2 separate regions of the Homo sapiens genome follow, and region 2 is linked to region 1. Evidence: chromatin contacts called from ENCODE POLR2A ChIA-PET data. All regions are on one chromosome and are shown on one strand. Each heading gives the region's core, a stretch centred on a gene start or an enhancer-like site at or near the end of the contact. The rest is flanking DNA. Distances are from core to core; before and after follow the strand shown. Region 1 holds the start of CDK18 (cyclin dependent kinase 18). Region 2 holds the start of SLC60A1-AS1 (SLC60A1 antisense RNA 1).

Evidence for each region. ChIA-PET counts read pairs that join two places held with the same protein, here RNA polymerase II (POLR2A).
Region 2: POLR2A ChIA-PET joins it to region 1 with 19 read pairs in PC-9. The contact joins the promoter of SLC60A1-AS1 here to the promoter of CDK18 in region 1. POLR2A ChIA-PET finds 5 or more read pairs at or near these places in 2 of 52 experiments (BJ and PC-9).

What each region holds. Positions count from the first base shown.
Region 1 is chr1:205,502,351-205,508,641 of GRCh38, reverse strand. It overlaps CDK18 (cyclin dependent kinase 18), which reads right to left and starts at 3,973. Exons shown (of 16, transcript NM_212502.3): 1 at 3,846-3,973. RefSeq lists an enhancer at 1,396-2,049.
Region 2 is chr1:205,566,831-205,573,121 of GRCh38, reverse strand. SLC60A1-AS1 (SLC60A1 antisense RNA 1) reads left to right here and starts at 3,817. Exons shown (of 4, transcript NR_152721.1): 1 at 3,817-3,993. SLC60A1 (solute carrier family 60 member 1) reads right to left here and starts at 4,108. Exons shown (of 10, transcript NM_181644.5): 1 at 3,823-4,108. The coding sequence starts at 4,052. RefSeq lists enhancers at 2,729-3,277, 3,278-3,827.

The DNA.
Region 1 (6,291 bases), core at 2,724-5,223:
ACCTCCTGGGCTCAAGCAATCCGCCCACCTCCCTTTTCAGTTTAAAACCAAACCTCACACTTGCCTCACTACCCCTCCTCCTCTGCAGATGTAGCTGTGGAGATTCTAGGAGCAGATGGGCTCTCTTTCAGACAGGAGGTCTGGCGGAGATGCGCCCACGGCTTTTCCTCTTCCAGACTTGCTGCTGAACCACTGGCCAGCTCCAGCCAGGCCCAGCTACCAGCTCTGTAGTGATCCTGGATCCCAGACCCTTGGCCTGAGCTGTTGTGAGCCCAGCCTGTGTGTGCATGTGCATGCAGCTGTGTGTGTGTAAGCAGCTGTGGGAGCCAGGACAAGATTAACCTTGGTCTGCTCCCACCCCCTGGATGTGGGAAAGTGCCCACTCAGCAGGGAATGCCTGGAGGGCAAAGGTGAAAAGTCCAGGGAAGGGGACGTAAGGGGTTATGGTGGGACACAGAGCCGAGGAAGAGAAATGTGACTTATTGCCAAAGGTGGGCTAATCAGGTGGGCCTGGAACCAGGCCAGCCACTCACCCTGAACAACAGAGCAGAACAGGGACTGCAATTAATTAAGTACCAGGGGAGGGTCCTCCTACCTCAGGGAAAGAAGGCGCTGCCAGAGGGCCCTCAGAGCAAGAGACTGCTGCCTCTCCAGCTCCCAGTGCCTGCCTCATTCATAACTGCCAGAAGGTAGGGCCCCCACAGCACAGATTCCTGGCCCCTCCTGGAAGATTTCCATCCAACCCATTCCCCTACCACCACCACCATTCTCTTACACAGAGCCCTCCTCCCTAACCTGGAAGAGCAGTAAAGATTCTGTCTAACTAAGGGCTTGGCCTGATGGGGCTGGGAAAATCTACCTTGGTCTCTAGACCAGCCCTGGTGCAATCACCAGGAAATTCCCTTTCCAAACAAGCACCACCAACCACTATAGCTACCAGTTATTTAGTCTCTGCTACATGCCAGGCACTGTGCATTATTTTTTTTTTTTTTTTTTTTTTTTTTTTTTGAGACGGAGTCTCGCTCTGTCGCCCAGGCTGGAGTACAGCGGTGCAATCTCGGCTCACTACAACCTCCGCCTCCCGGGTTCACGCCATTCTCCTGCCTCAGCCTCCCGAGTAGCTACAGGCACCTGCCACCACGCCTGACTAATTTTGTGCTTTTTTTTTTTTTTCAGTAGAGATGGGGTTTCACCATGTTAGCCAGGATGGTCTCGATCTCCTGACCTCGTGATCCGTCCACCTCGGCCTCCCAAAGTGCTGGGATTACAGGCGTGAGCCACCGCACCCAGCCTAAATCTTATAACAGCCCTCTATTATGATCCTCATTTTACAGATGAGGGAACGGATGCTGGGAGAAATTCACGAGTGTGCTAGTGAGGGGAAGGTCACATAGCTACTATATGCTGGAGCTGGATTCCACCAAGGCCAGAAGTTTGCCCTCCCCTTTAGTTCTCAAGCTCAGTTAGAGAAGAACAGAAGGAATCAGAGGACAGGTAGATGGAGATGCTGGACAAAAGTCCCAACAGGGTGATCCCAGAAAGTAGAGGCTTGGTTAGGGTAGGAACCGGGAAGAGTCAAGCCGGGCTCTGCCCTACAGTGTAGGACGCATTCCCGAGTGCGGGACGGCCCAAGTAGGCAGAGGACAGAGTCCGAGTCTGTAGAGGAAGCAAATGCACCCTGAAAGGCAGCTCCATGTCCTCTAGACCTGAGCGGGGGTTTGCAGGGCTGGCAACCTGATCCCACGAGATCTCAGACCAAGAACCTATTTGCTCCTCAGATCTGGTGCCCTCTCTCCTGTGCCCCATGGAGAAGCCTGGCTCTGCCTAGTGCAGGACAGACAGATGGGAGCCTCAATATTTGGAGCATCACCCCCATTCTTTCTTCTCCTGAGGACTGACGCAGACCAGAGAACTCCAGAGTGGGCCGGAACCTCCCCACAATGGGGCAGGGGTTAACAGCAGGGGCTTGGGGTCAGACGGAAGTGGGCTGGATCCCACCTCTGTGTGACCTTGGAAAAGTTGGTCTCTCAGAGACTCAGTTTCTTCACCTGTAAAATGGGGATGATAATAATACCTACTTCATAAAGTTGTGACGCACTGCTTGGCGCACAGTAGATATTCAACAAATGGTGGCCACTAAGGCTTGTCTACTCTGCCTCTGGCACCCCCGATAAGTTTGGGAAGAACTTCTTCTGGCACGCGTGGAGAGCTTCTTCCATTCTCCTGGCAGGGTATGGGGAGAGTCCTGGGGACCCAGTGGGGAGAGTCCTGGGAACCCAATGGTCAGGTACACCCCAGATTAAGGGTGGGGGAGGGGTCAGCCCCACAGCCTCCTCAGCTGCACAAGAGGTGGCTGGGAAAGGGTAACCCGAGATAGCAGCTTTGCTGTGGCAAGGTGACCCTCTCTCTGGAACGCCTTCAGGATGCAAACCCGGACCTGGAGCCAGTGTCGCCCTGTACTCCACCGACCCTCAGCACCCTCAGCACCGTTTTCCCAGGCCCCTCCCAAGGCCAGGCTAAAGGCAGGGGATCTCTGAGGACGTGCCAGTCCACCAGGCGCTCCAGGCATCCTCTCAGGCCCGTGTCCAGGAATGTGCTGCATGCCCATGCCCGGGTGGGGAATGCCACGCGAACATGCCGAAGCTCACTGGGTGCTGACACAGGAGGGGCAAGCCGGTGGTGTTAGTGAGTCACAGGGCCCAGGCTACAGCTGGGGAACTGCCGAGGGCTGGGCTAGGGGTGGGGAAGAAGGGGAGACAGTAGCAGATAGCGCGGAAGAGGTTCCAGGGCCTCTCACTCCCACAGTGTCAATCCTCCCACCCCGACTGCCGGGAGGTGCCCAGAGAGAATGAAGAGAGGCAGGGCTGGTGCCTAGGAGGGTGCTGACCCTGCAGCACAGAAAACCCCTCACTGTTTCTGCAGCCCAACTCCCACCCAGCACAAGGTCTGCAGACACCTTCAGGGAATCCCCGCCCCCCACAGGGCGAAAACAGAGGCCTCCAGTCCAGACCCGATTTTGGATTTCAGATTCCTGATGGTGTCCCTCAACTACAGCAGAATCCTCAAGGCACATCTCCTTAGCCCAACAGGTCACCGCCCACTCCCCCCGGCCCCACCCAGCCTCCTTTCCCTCTGCTGCATTAACCCTCTGTCGCCTGTTGATGAGGGGTGGAGGGGGGCACTGCCCCTTTGGTCTTCCGGGGTGGAAAGAGAGAAGCAGCAGCATTCCCCAGACCCCTGCCTCCCCCAGAACTGGGACCTGCAGGGCTTCACGTGTCCTTCCACGTTCTTCCCAGGGCTCCGGCCTCCCACCCCCTGCCTGCCGCTCTGGAAAGTTCACCAGAGCCCAGGAAGCCCTTCAAGGCAGCGATGTGGCCCCACACTCTCGGGTCCTTTGGTCCCTGGAGACTCCTGACCCTTGCCCTTCCCAGAATGAAGGGAGCTTAGAAAGCGCCTGGTTCCGGACTGGGTGGAAAACTTTGCTTTGTAGGGTTCAGACGGGAGCCCAGGGGCCAAAGTGATCCCAGATGGAGACTCCCTAAGGGGGCGCGGGGTCTGAGATTGCAAAATAACCCTCCCTCTCAAGCACCTGGAACTTACGAGTGGCCTTTCGAGGGCACCCCCCACCCCTCAACACACAACACAGTATCACACAGATCACGCCTCGTGATCTCTGCTCTCCCCTCGCCGCTCCGGTATTTCCCTCCAACCTCTCGCCTCAGGGCAAAAGCAAAACTGCGCCTTTAAGAGCCGTTCCGCTTACCTTTGCTCCTTATACCCGGCGCCGCGGTGCCCGCTCCTCCGACCTCCCCCTTCCTCCCAGGCGCACCGCCCGCGGGACTCACAGCGCGTGTCCTGGGGGCCGCGGTGCGCCCGCTCCCTCCCGGGCACGGGGCAGCTTCCCCTGCTCCGGAAAGGTGAGCAGTTCCCCAGAGAAGCTGCAACCTGAGCTGGCCGAGGAGGAGGTAGAAGGGGAGGGGAAGGGAGGGAGTGGAGGAAGGTGGGGAAGAGGAGGGAGGAGGAGGAGGAGGAGGAGGAGGAAGGAAAATGCCCGGCCCCCGCCAGAGTTTTTCACATGTACAAGTTGACTCCGCCCCCGGCCCTCCCGCCCTGCCCACAGCCGCTACCAATCCCCAGGGCTCCCTCTGCCCGGGTGCCCACCCCTTTCTCCCACTCTGGGAACCAGGGTCCAAGTGCCTCTTCCTGTTTCGTTTCTAAAACCGGCCCTGAGAGCCTTGGCTAGGGGATGAGGCCTTCTGGACTGGATCACCCCAGGACACCAAGGCGCCAGGGGTACACTGAGAGTGCCTGCCTGTCTCTAAAAGCGGTGCTCCTACCTCTCCTAGGTACCTCCCTGTACCTGGCGCCCTAGGAACGAATGTGCATGGACAGATTTTGGTGGTCATTTTCTTGACAATAGTAGCCCTCGGGCTCCCCTTCTACCCTATCCAGTGGGACTTGTCACTTACCTTTCCGGACAAAGTTCCCACCTCTCCAGGACCTGAATGAAGCCCTTGTTACCAGCCATCATTCACATTTCCCTCCCCGAAGGATAATTCAACTTGTCCTTTTGGAATTAAACTCCACAGGATATTTGAGAATCATCCAAGAAGGGTTACAGAATGGCTAGTTCAGCTAGTGGCACTCTCATTTTACAGAAGGGGAAACTGAGGCCCAGCAAAGCAATTGAACTGGCCTAAAGTGCCACAAGAGTTCATGGCGAGCCATGATTAGAACTCAGGCCAATGGCCATTGCACCCACATCATCTGACTTCAAGGATCAAAAAAAAAAACAAAACAAAAATCTGGGGATGGGGGTGAAGGGCACAGTGCCCCACCGCCAGGCCCCTCTCATCTCTGCTTCCTCCTGAGGGCTGTGAGGAGAGGAGGTGTGCCTTGGCTCTATGGCACCTCATCAAGGCAGTCTGTGTCCCCTGCCCTACCAGAGGGCTTGGCTGCTGCAGTCTGGGGTCTCCCACAGGGAAAGTCTCCTTAGGAGGGGGTGCTCCACAGTGTACATGTGCTTCTACCTGAACCCTTTCCCTGGGGACTGTGAGTTGTTGAGAATAGAACAGTTTCCTTCTGGAAGACATGGGCCTGAGGTCCCACTGTCAGCTGGAGACAGGAGAATGAAGGAAGACACTGGGCCCATGCATGAAAGTGACCTGTGGGTAGTTGACATCTCACAGAGGGCCTCCCAACTCTTTTTTTTTTTTTTACCTCGCTTTCTCTGCCAAGGCATGCAGATTTCCTGGGCACAGCACTTCCTAAAAATGAAACTGCCAAGTGTTGTCGGGGTGCATGGATCCAGAGCCTTTAGGTGTGCAGCAACCTCCTGGCTCTGTAGTCCAGTGGATGGTGAGAAGCCTGGGGAGCAGGAGGCCATAAAGAGGTTTGGAAGGGGCAGGGAGGGAAAGGGAGAAGGACTATGGCCAAGGAACTGTTTACTGGCGGATTAGAGAGAGTGGGGCCAAAGGGTAGAATTTCAAGGAACTAGGGGGGTGAAGTCAAGAGGTCTCCACAAACACTTTCTCAACATCTCTTATGTGCCAAATGATAGCCAGGGCTCTGGGCACATAAGATGAGTATAACCCAGTCCCTGCCTTCAAGAAGCTCTTGGTGTAATGCGGCAGGGAAGCAAACAGTTAGGATGCTATAGGAGGAGGCTTAGTGTTACGGATGCCTGGGAGGAGCTATTCTGCTTGAGGTGAGGGTTACAGGATGAGGGGACAAGAGAGAGGAGGAAGGATTTTCCCTGTTTTTTCCAGGAGGGGTAATCCCTTGTGCAGAGTGCAGGGGTGACAGAATATGGACCCACAGTTCCATGAGGTCAGAACTTAAAGTCTGGGGTGGAGGTGACACTGTAGAGGCAGGCAGGTGCTGGGTCCTGAAGACCCCCAACGTGGAGGCTGATCCTAGTGGAAAATGAGAATGAGCTTAGACCACACAGCGGCAGCAGGGAGGAGAGGAGGGAACTGATTTGAGAGATAGGTAGGAGACAGGGTCATGGAGCCTTGTGACTATTGGATTCTAGAAGATAAGGGAGCCAACAGTGTCAAGATTAGAAGCACTGATGTGATAGGCTGAGTGGGACCTTGGAGCTTCTTAAGTGAGCCTTGATTCCCAGCACCTCCTTAGATTGCTCTGTGAACTTGGGCAAGCGAACTAAGCTTTCTGAGGCCATCTGTAGAACAAAGTTGCTAAAATCAATCTTGTATGGTTGTTGTACATATTAGGGTAATGTATGCTAAGGGCCTGGCATAGGACTTGGCTCATAATGGAGAACTCAAT
Region 2 (6,291 bases), core at 2,568-5,067, 65 kb before region 1:
CACATTTTTGTTTTGTTTGGTTTTGACACTGGAGTCTCACTGTGCTGCCCAGGTTGTCTTTGAACTCCTGGGCTCAAGCGAGCGTCCCACCTCAGCCTCTCAGGTAGCTGGAACAACAAGGCATCCACCACCACACCTGGCTGGATAAACCACGTTTTTGTTTGTCCATCCATCCGCTGATGGACATTTGGTTTGTTTCTACTTTTTGACTCGGATGAATAATGCTGCTATGAACATCCACGTACAGGTTTAGTGTGTGGACATACATTTTCAATTCTTTGGGGATCATACCTGGGAGTTGGGACCCTATGATAGCCCCATGTTGAGACTGATTTTTAAAACAAGGACAATGTCTGGTACTGGACGCTCAGTAGGCTTTTGGCACAGGTTTGTTGCATGCTGACTGGTAGACAAGGTGCTGGAGGGAGAGGCAGAGGCTTTCTGGATGGGAGACCAACCACAGCCCAGCTCAAGGGGAGAAGCTGGTTTGTCCTGTGTTCCAGGGACTGGAGGGGGCCAGCATATCTAGGGGTGGCCTGGGCAACTGGTGTATGGAAGACAGGGTTTGGTGCAATGGCCAGGAGGGAGTCATAGCTAGGTCTGGGGCAGGGTAGGACTTGCAGATTAGGAGGAATTTGAGGGGGAAAAAAGGAACAAAAAGAGAAAAGTGAATAGGTCAAAGAGAGGAAGAACTCAACAGATCCTCTGACAAACCCTCTGTTAAGAAAGCATGGGCAGGGGAGAGGCCAAGGTGAGGCTGGGAGAAGCCTGGGGAAGCTCTGAAAGTTGTTTACCTATGCTGACGCCTTCGAGATAAAGGGGTCTCCTAATTCCCTAGGGCGGTTAGACAGATCCCCAAGAAACCAGGAAAAATCCTAACCTTTAATCTAAATACCCCTTCCCCTTTCCTGCCTGACAAAGCACACACCTACACACCCTTGCCAACCAGGTGGCTTTTTGTTTTTCTCTGAGAGAGTGAGCAAGCTGGTGCTGCCCTGAGCTCAAGTCTTCCCCTGCACCCACTCCAATAGCCAAGGCTCTCCACCTTCCACACGTAGTCCTCCCAAAGCACATCCCTATGGAGGCATCCACAAGCCCCATTCTGCCTGTGCCCTCAGTCTGGGCCCAGCAGTAGGCAGGACCTGAGTAGGAACCCACGAGAAAGACACTGCCCCCAACTATCCTCTCCCATGTGTCATCCTAAACTTTCCCCCACTCCCCCGCAACAGCTGGCTCTCACAGATTTGTTAAAGCAATCCCCCACTCACAAGTATAAACCAAGTGAGAGCGTTAGCTGGTAATCACTTAAGCTGCAAAGCACTTGCTTGCAGGGGTATTGCATTTTAACTGAGACATGGTCCCACAGAATCCAGCTTTAAAGCTTTGTTGCAGGGCTGGTGGAGCTTCTGGCTGGGGGGATGGGAGACTGTGATGAGAGCTGCCCAGAGTCAGCAAGGTGGTGGGAGACTGTCGCCTACACTCAAGGCCACCCCTGGACATCCCTCTGTTTCCACTGTATATCTGCTTTGCTCTTAACCAAAGGAAAGAGTTCTTCATGGCATTTTGTCTTGGGGGTGGGAGGACTGAGGTTCAGAATTTAAACCTCAACCACTGATAGGATCTACCCCACCCCAAAAAGATCCCAGCAGGAAGCCCCAGAGGGCCACCATTACATTCCCAGAAGTTGTCAGAGCTCAGGAATACCCAGCCCATGAGCATCCTTAGGGCTACTCATCCCAAACCTGTGCCTGATCTGCAGAGTTTACACTGATGACTCACAAAGCAAGAGGGATTGCCTAAGTATCTGTCTTAGAGACAACACCTGGGTTCAAATTCTGTCTAGGCCTCTTCTTAACAACCATGTGATGTGGGCCAAGTTTCTTAACCTCTCTGTGCCTCCACTTCCTTATGCATAAAATGGAGATAACAGTACTACTTCGCAAGGTGGTTGTGAAGATTAAATGGGCTGATACATGTGAAGTACTATGAATAGTGCCTGGCACACAGTAAGTGCAGAATAAAGTTAGTTATCATTGTTACCATGATTTTTTTTCTCTTCTGTGAGCCAGTTCCTGCTGCAGGGTTCTCTCTGCTGCCTGTTCAGAGCCCCCTGTTGGGTAAGCAGTGCTGAGGAAGATACAAAACTACCCAGGAAGAGATGGCCCAGCTGGGTGGGTGTGCATCTCTGCTGGCTTCACAAACCCTGCCCTGCCAACCTGTCATTTCAAATTATCCTCCTTCCCCTCCGTGTTCTTTGCACTACATATTTTCTTTAAAAGTTCCAGGTAAAGGAGCTTTTGTAAGTCAAAGTACTTAAAACCAAAAAACCTGTGCTAGCCACAGATACTTTATCTTAGTTTCTAATTAAACCTCTAGGCAGAATGAATCTTGAGCTTGTCCTTAAGATTTTCTGAATCTTCTGTATATTCCAATCCTGTACCACACCCACAAAACACTGGTGTACACAAGGAGACTTGCTTTTTAAGAAGAGAATAATTTGGTTTACAAGAAGATTTGGGGAAAATGGGGATAATCGCTTCCAAAATTGGTCATGTTTTTAAGGCTTAAAGTGGGGTCCATCTGTACTGACACCTGTGCTCCTTCCACCAGCTCTGGAAGCAAGGTGGATGGAAACACCTGCCCTCACGAACACCTGTAGGCGTTAAGCCAAAGGGCATGACCACAGCCCAGAACGGCCCCTCCAGAGGTTTCTCTGGGATAGCCCAACTGCGGTTTTTTCTCCAGGCCGGCTGCTTGCTCGACTGAGTCCATGGGATCTAGGAAACCACTCAGCCAGGAGCTGGGACTGGGGAAATCAAGCAGCAGCCTCTGGCTTGCAAGTCATCTATTCCCTATTCTATTATGGGTCTCTGTTTTCCATGCTGCACTGGGAGAGTGAATCTGGCTGTCTTTCCACAAGGGAGCCCGGAGGTGGCCCTGTCCAATTTAAGCCGAGAGAATAAGGCTCTGCAATAGTGTCAAAGGGGGATTTCTGGGGGTGGTGCCAGGGAGAGTCCAGAGCCCTGTCGTGGGGCAGAGGCCCAGCAGGAGTAGGATGAGGTGGGTGGGGAGTGGAGGGGAACCTTGGCACCAGGGCTGGAGAGTCACCTTACCAAGCTATGGGTAAAGTGCCCTGCCCCTCCCAACCTGGCCTTAACGGTGAGGTCCTGTGTGTCTCGGGGGCCCATGCAGGAACCATGTTCTGGCTGCCTCAGGAGGAGGGCTACACAGAACCCACTAAACCCCGTGGCTACCCGGGGGAAGGGACAGCCTGTGTTAGCTGATGTGGAGCTGCCTACAGTGGAGCCTGGCCCTGGGAATCAGTCAAGCCGCAGGCCACCTCCAGCACCCTGCACCGCCACAGAGCTGGCCCTCCCACGGTCCTTCCACCTCACTGCCAATCCCGCCCCCGGCAGCCGGGGCTACTGACAAACCCCAGAGGAGCTGTGTAAGAGGGGCACCCTCCCCACCTCTGCAAACTCTATCACTCCTCTCCCCACGGGGCGGTGGGTGGGGGAAGCAGGTGGGAACTGGTTTTATCCTCTCACAGGGATGAGTGATGACAAATAAATAAGCCAGAAGTCACCTTCAGTCTCTGGAGAGAGTTTTCCAGGGAGAGCTGCGGGGGAGGGAGGGAGGGAGGGAGGCAGCTCTTCGGCCAAGATGGAGCTGGGAGGGGTGGTCGCGGCCGGGAGGCGGGGGCGACGGGCAGCCCCACGGGGCCGGGGGAGAGGCCGGGTCGCGGGGCGGGAGGGAAGGGTCGGCCCGGCGAGGGTGGGTGCCGGGGGCCGCGGGGCGGGGGCGCACGGGCGCGGCACTCACGTCCTTTTGAAGACGCCCCCGAGGGCGCTGCCCAGCAGGAGGCAGAGCTGCTGCGAGAAGAAGACCCAGGAGATCTGGGGCAGCGAGCTGTGCGTCTGACAGCGCAGGTCCAGCAGCGTGGGCCCCAGGAAGGCGATGCACAGGCCGAAGCTGAAGAAGACGCTCCAGTAGGTGAGCGTGGGCTGCAGGTTGCGGCGGAGCAGCCCCGACACGCGGCCGTCGCAGCCCATGGCGCAGGCTGACGGGCTCGCGGATCTGGTCCCGGCGAGCCCGGTGCCCGAGTGCCGCCCGCGGGAGGGCCGGCCGGGCTGGGGAGGCCCGCGGCGGGGAGGGAGGGGCGGGGAGGGGCCGCCCCAGCGAGGGGCCCCGCCCTTGGGCCCGGGCGGCGGCGGGGGCGCCTCTGCGGCGGGTGGGCAGTGCGTCCGCTCCCGCGCCTTCCCCGTGCGGTGCCAGGCGCCGGCCTCCCCCTCCTACCCGAGCGCACATGCTCGCCCTCCCCCGGCTGCGGAGACCAACCGGGAGCCGCGCTGCCCCCCGCCCGCTCTCCCTCGACCAGTCCCCCCAGCCTCCGGATGCAGCCCCCAGGGACCGAGCGCCCATTTTAGAGCCCGGCAGATGGAGAGCCCGAGACATCCTGTATCTCCGGATAAGGCTAGGGGCCCTCTCCCCGCACCCGGGCTGTGGCAGTGGAGGAAACCCGGACCCCTTTAAACCTAGGCGCTTCACAGATGGACTTCGAGGGTCTAACGGCACCCCCCTTTCCCCCAGAACAGAAGGCAAAATCTTGTTGTACATATGTTTCTCCTTGGGAGAGTATTCGTGCATGGCTTTCATTAGAACCCCAAGAGGTTAATCACATTGCCCTTTAGAAGGAGAACCCTAGAAACTCAACATCTTCCTCACACTAAGCTCCCTGGAAGGGCCTGAGATGAGGCCCTCCTCCCCACCTGGCCAGGTGCGGGAAGGAGGAGGATGACGCTGGTCTATGCTGACTCTCTCTCTCTCCTTCTAACTAGTTGGAGGAGGGCAGAGAGGGAAGGGCCGCGTCCTGGAGGAACCCCGGGAGGAATTCTGAAATAATCTCCTAGAAAAAAAAATTTAAAAAGAGTTCTGGGGAAAATTCTTTCTTCCATGGATAAATCCCTGGCAGTGAGTAGGGGTTGATTATTCTCTAGACTGGGTGTCCTTCGAGGAGCCTGCAGCTGACCTAGGCTGTCCCTTCATTAGGTGGCCTCGGGCTGGCTGGTGGGTTCTGTGTGTTCCCGCTCCTAAGGGAGCCAGGATCTGGCCCCTGGAGGCAGAACAGTAAGGCCCTGCGGTGTCCCCTCTGCCCAGGTCTTCTGGTAATGACAGGAGCCATGACATCATTTCCACTGGCCCACCAGGGGGACCAGGGCTGAAAAGACTGAGGAGGTATGTGGGCGGGTGTCCCCAAGACAACTTGGCATGAGGTGGGGCAACCAATTTCTCTTGCAGGTACTGGTCCCATCTCATAGCCGCACCCCTGCATCTGCCCTATCCCTTCTTGGACAGTGAGCCCCAGAGAAGGGGGAGCCCCAGGGTCCCTCTGGCTCATCACTCTGTGGGTAATGACAAGTACTTATTCGATAGTGATGATGGGGGGCCTGCACAGTAATTGTAATAAACTGAAAAGCTACCCTCTGGGGGAAAAAAAAAGAAAAAACACCAAACAAATCATAACCACAAGTTTTTGACTGAGTCTTCTCTGCCACTATCACAGAACTCCAGGAACCATAGAAGCTCAGAATTGGAAGGAATAGCCTCCAATTGAGTCCCCTATCCCCTCCCCATAACTGCCTTTGAATGCTTGCCAGTCCTGTTCTTGACTGACACCTCTAGTGCTGGGGACCTTGCATATTCCTAGGGGCTCTGCTTGCAGTGTGGATGAGCTCTGGTTGTAGAAATGGTCTTAGGCAAAATTGAAATGCTTCGCCCTGTAACTGCTCCCCACGGCCCCACACAGAACAAATCTAATTGCTCTGTCATGTAAGTCCTTCACACCCAAAATGACCTTGCCCTAATGATTTTGCTTCTCTAGCCCAAACACCTGAAATCCTTCCATAATTTCCCTAAATGGCGTTCCCCAACTACAGCACCTTGCTGGCTCAGCTCCTCTAGCCACAGTAACAAATGACCCTGCCACAATGAGGTAGCCCCCAGTGCCTGGGATGCTGGAAGCATTCTGAAGCTTGATCTAGGTGGTAGTTACACAGGTGTAAATATATGTAAAAACTTATTGGTCTGTAGATTTAAGATTTGTGCATTTTTGTGTGTAAGTTATACTTGATTAAAATGGTAAAAAGTAAAAATAAAAAGTAAGTAAAAATAAAGGGAGGCATTCCACCGTGAATACAGTACTCAGCCTCTTCATAGTCAAAGACCTATTGGGTTCTGGTACTGTACAAGGTCCTCTGGTTGAGATAAGCAGATATGGAAACAAGTTACAGT